2 separate regions of the Homo sapiens genome follow, and region 1 is linked to region 2. Evidence: chromatin loops called from intact Hi-C (ENCODE). Cell type or tissue: CD14-positive monocyte. All regions are shown on one strand.

Region 1 (2,500 bases), 240 kb before region 2:
GGAGGCTGGGGAACAAGAATCCATTGAACCCAGAAGGGGAGGTTGCAGTGAGCCGAGACTGCACCACTGCACTCCAGCCTGGGTGACAGAATGAGACCCTGTCTCAAAAGAGAAACAAACAAACAAACAAAAAAGAACGTCCATCTCAACTGCCTCTGCTTGATTACCTTTGCAGATGGGGAACTCACACCCTCAAAAGGTCTCCCTCACACTGTTTCAGGTGTTTTATTTGAAAGCTGCCTTGTAAACATCTACCTCCTTTTAGCTTCTACTCCGTGATGTCCACAAGAGCCACATAGGGTGGTTCTGTCCACACTTCAGGTCTTCCTGCCCCTGACAGACAGGAAAGAGCTCTGACACCTCACCTCCCCCAGCCATCTCCTCCCACTAAGCGCCTGAGGAGGAGTGTGCAGGAGGCCACCAGAGCTGCTGCTGGCACTGCCAGGGAGACACCAACCTGCTTGGCAGCAGGCCTAAGGGACCCTCTCCCAGGCCCAACCCCTCCCTGGGTTTGCTACATCAGCCAGGTTTAAGACCCAGGACCCATCATCTCAGCCTCTCCACTGAATGTGGCATCAGGGCCCTCCCAGTTGCCCCAAAGCAGACAGCGGACATTACCTGTTGGAGGCAGAGAGCTCCTGTGAGAGCCAGGGCTGGCTGGAATCCCAGGAGAACTGCTGGGACGTTCCCAGGTGGTCTCTGGTGAAAGAAGAGCAAAGAAAATCACTTTGAGAATGTCACAGGGCAGAACCTGAGTTTCACAGAGCAGAAGGAGATGCTCAGAGCTGGAGAAAAAGAGAGACAGCCAATCGCCCTCCTCCCCAACCCTGGCCAGACAGGACCCTGCTTTCTGCTCCCATATCCATCCATCTCCCTTCCTGGCCCCTGCCCCCTTCCACCATCCCATGACCACAGAGCTTGTTTTTGCTGGGGGCCCTTCTTGATGAGGCTGGGGCCAGAAGGAGATGGACTTCCTGTTGAGATGTCAAGATCCTCTAAAATATCCTCTGCCCCAACCTGCCTCTTCATTCACCCCTACTTTGTCTCGGGGCTCTGGACTCTTCTCCTGGAACCCTGAAGTTGCCAACCAGGTATTTCTCCCCAAATGTCCACTGTTACCTGAAACTCCAAAGCACAGAGGTGCAGGAGCCTGTAAAGAGACAGGGGCCCTCTGCCACCTGGTGGTGACTTCCAAGTTTCTTCCTGATTTCGCAGTTCTAAGTCTCATTTGAGCTGTAACTGCTGAATTTGCCTGGTCACCTCTCTCTCTTCCAATGCCCTGCTACAGGCTCTAATCAGAAATAAAACTGGCCGGGCACAGTGGCTCACAACTGTAATCCCAGCACTTTGGGAGGCCTAGGTGGGCAGATCACTTGAGGTCAGGAGTTCGAGACCGGCCTGGCCAACATGGTGAAACCCTGTCTCTACTAAAAACACAAAAATTAGCCAGGCGTGGTGGCACGTGCCTGTGATCCCAGCTACTCAGGAGGCTGAGGCAGGAGAACCCTTGAACCTGGGAGGCAGAGGTTGCAGTGAGCCGAGATTGTGCCACTGCACTCCAGCCTGGGAGACAGAATGAGACTCTGCCTCAAAAAAAAAGAAAGAAAGAAAGGAAAGAAAGGAAAGAAAGGAAAGAAAGGAAAGAAAGAAAGAAAGAAAGAAAGAAAGAAAGAAAGAAAGAAAGCAAAGAAAGCAAAGAAAGAGAGAAAACTAATACTGCAAGCTATAGTATTGTCCCCCAAACACTACTTTACCCATTTCACTGCCATGAGCAGAGACTTCTTATGAAGTTATCTAGTGATAAAAATAATACTTTCTCACTACATACAATTTGATAATGCAGGAAAACACACAAAAATAAATATCACCCATCATCCCACCATTCAGAGGTCATCACCATCAACATTTTGGTATCCATATGTTGATTTGTTTTCTAAGCATATGTTTCTCTTTAAAATGAGACAAAATCAAACTATAGATTCTTTTTATGTATAAATTTTTGTGAATACCTTTCCAAAATCTGTCCAGGCACAGTGGTTCATGCGTCTTATCTCAATACTTTTGGGAGGCTGAGGTGGGTGAATTGCTTAAACTCAGGAGTTTGAGACCAGCCTGGGCAAGATGGTGAAACCCCATCTCCACCAAAAATACAAAAATTAGCCAGGTGTGGTAGCACGTGCCTGTGGTCCCAGCTACTCAGGAGGCTGAGCTGGGAGGATTACTGGAGCCTGGGAAGTCGAGGCTGCAGTGAGCCATGATGGCGCCACTACACTCCAGCCTGGGTGACAGAGCAAGACCCTGTCTCAAAAAATGAAAATAGGCCGGGCGCGGTGGCTCATGTCTGTAATCCCAGCAATTTGGGAGGCCGAGGCGGGTGGATCACTTGAGGTCAGGGGTTCGAGACCACCCTGACCAACATGGTGAAACCCGATCTCCACTAAAAATAACAAAAATTAGCTGGGCGCGATGGTGTGTGCCTGTAATCCAGCTACTCAGGAGG
Region 2 (2,500 bases):
CACTAGTGACCAATAGTTAGAAGCAATAAAGAAGGGTGTCAGGTCTGAAGGGACATCAAATTCAGTGACTTTAAAGTTCCCTTCTAGTACCACGGGTGTGACCCTGTGCTTTTATGGTTCACTTAGGCATTCTTTCCTGGGCTGAGCTGTGGAGTAGACAGAACGCAGTTTCCTGCATAACACAGCCCTGGGTTCCAACGAAATCCCACCACTCACAGCTATGTGGCCTTGGGTTTGTCATTTCTCCAAGTCTGTTGTCCTTGTCTACAAAAACAGAGATACCACCTCCCTCCTGAGAGCATTAGTAACTATGAGACAGAGGATACTGGGCCATGTCTTAGCCTGTTCAAGTCTCTGTCACAAAATGCCACAGACTGAGTAATTTATAAACAAAAGATGTTTCTGTCTCACATTTTGGAGGCTGGAAGCCCAGGATCAAGGTGCCAGTAGACTCAGTGTCTGGTGAGGGCCCATCCCTCATAGAAGGCACCTTCTGTGTTTCCTCATATGGTGAGGAAGGCGAACAAGCTCCTTCAAGTCTCTTTTATAAAGGCACCAACCTCATTCACCTCCTAATCACCTAATCACCTCCTAAAGGCCCCACCTCTTAATACCAACACATTGAGGGTTAGGTTTCAACACATGAATTTTGGAGAGGCACAAACATTCAGATCATAGTAGTCCCGGTCGCCAAGTCCCACTATTCTTTTTTTGGTGTTGTTTTTGTTTTTGGGAAGGAGTCTTGCTCTGTTGCCTGGGAAGGAGTCTTGCTCTGTTGCCTAGGCTGGAGTGCAGTGGCATGATCTCAGCCCATTGCAACCTCTGCCTCCTAGATTCCAGCAATTCTCCTGCCTCAGCCTCTCGAGTAGCTGGGACTACAGGCATGCACCACCACGCCTGGCTAATTTTTATATTTGCAGTAAAGATGGAGTTTCGACATGTTGGCCAGGCTGGTCTTGAACTCCTGACCCCAGATGATCTGCCCACTTCTGCCTCCCAAAGTGGTAGGATTACTGGTGTGAGCCAGTGCGCCCACCTCCAAGTCCCCCTATTCTTGATAAGCTGCCTGTCCTCCAATGTTGGTTAAGGAAACAGATATTCAGTCCTCCCCAGTGTGTGTGCTGAAGCTTCTGGTCATAACCCCAGCTTGGGCCTTCCTGCTCCCTTCCTCTCCTCCTGGCCTGTTCCTGCTTGGCTATTGCAGGTGGACGCTGCTCAAGTGCATCTGGATACCAAGGGTCTGAGAGGCAGGAATACAACTAGAGGAGCCAGAACAATTCCAACACAGGGAGCTCCCAAGAGAAATCCCAAGGGAAGTCCAAAGAGAAGTTGCCATGTGGGCCTGAGAGTCTTGGGCCACTTTGCTTGTGCACCTCCCCTCGCCCTGCAGAGCGACTGAGTTCCTGGCTGTTGGCTCCTAGGGGATGCAGAGTTGCCCAGGTGTGATCAGAGGGGAGGAAGCCTTGAGCTCCCCCTAGTGGCCGTGGCCGGGCATGTAAACCAGAGGCCCAGGTTGGGGGCTGCGGGCCCCACCTCCCACCCCCACTCCACGCAAGACTCTTAGGGCCTCATCATCAGACTTTGGAGTCCACTTTCCAAATGTGGCACCACTCCTTTCCACAAAACCAGGGGCCACAAATGAGAGATTTGGTGCCTCTAATTTATTTGGCCAGCTCCATGTTAAAGAAAAACTTTACTTGCCAATACATAAGCGTTGGATTTGACATAAAAATCCAGACATGTGATTTCTCTTGCAAAATCAGAAGCCCTGGCAGATGAAGCCTCGCTGGCTTGCTCACTGCTCACCTCCTGTTGCGTGGCCAGCCCAGTTCCTAACAAGCCATGGACTGGTACTGGTCCGGGGCCGAGGGTTGGGGACCCCTGCAGTAGAGGGCAGGGGCAGAGGTGGGGAGGCCATTAAGAGGCTGTTGTTCTGATGCAAGTGAGAGATTAGGGTGCGCTGGACCAGGGTGGTGTTTAGTAATCATGATTAGAAATGGTTGGTACCGGCCGGGCACAGTGTCTCACGCCTGTAATCCCAGTACTTTGGGAGGCCAAGGTGGGCTGATCACCTGAGGTCAGGAGTTTGAGACCAGCCTGACCAACATGGAGAAACCCCCATCTCTACTAAAAACACAAAATTAGCCGGGCGTGGTGGCGCATGCCTATAATCCCAGCTACTCAGGAGGCTGAGGCAGGAGAATCGCTTGAACCCGGGAGGCGGAGGTTGTGGTGAGCCGAGATCACGCCATCACACTCCAGCCTAGGCCATAAGAGCGAAACTGTCTGGAAAAAAAAAAGAAAGAAAGAAAAAACAAAGAAAGAAAGAAAAAAAAAAGAAGTGGTTGGTACCACAGAATTGAACCCCCTCTCGTATATAAAAAGCATCTTCTGTCTCCCATTTTTCCTCATTTCTGCTCTAACTGAGGCTGAGAGTCCCTGGTTGTAGCCTTGTAGCCCCGTCAGGCTGTAGCCTGAGCCATTTTTTCTGGAACTGATG

Evidence for each region. Hi-C counts contacts between places; a loop is a spot of excess contacts. Peaks named below come from ENCODE experiments on the same cell type or tissue, not always from the same donor. Only the 100,000 strongest peaks of a DNase experiment are listed, where the experiment ranks them.
Region 1: a loop joins it to region 2, with 3 times the contacts of the local background. A loop is called at or near these places in 9 of 110 quality-filtered maps.

The regions. Positions count from the first base shown.
Region 1 is chr17:9,981,186-9,983,685 of GRCh38, forward strand. GAS7 (growth arrest specific 7) reads right to left here. Exons shown (of 14, transcript NM_201433.2): 3 at 619-699. Among named protein-coding and RNA genes, the nearest start is that of RCVRN, 77 kb to the left of the region's middle. RefSeq lists an enhancer at 1-466. In CD14-positive monocyte, a CTCF peak has its summit at 1,190 (motif pointing left); no DNase peak of the experiment used is centred here; H3K27ac peaks cover 1,656 bases.
Region 2 is chr17:10,225,571-10,228,070 of GRCh38, forward strand. No RefSeq gene overlaps it. Among named protein-coding and RNA genes, the nearest start is that of GAS7, 28 kb to the left of the region's middle. In CD14-positive monocyte, CTCF peaks have their summits at 1,467 (motif pointing left) and 1,666; a DNase peak (open chromatin) is centred at 1,471.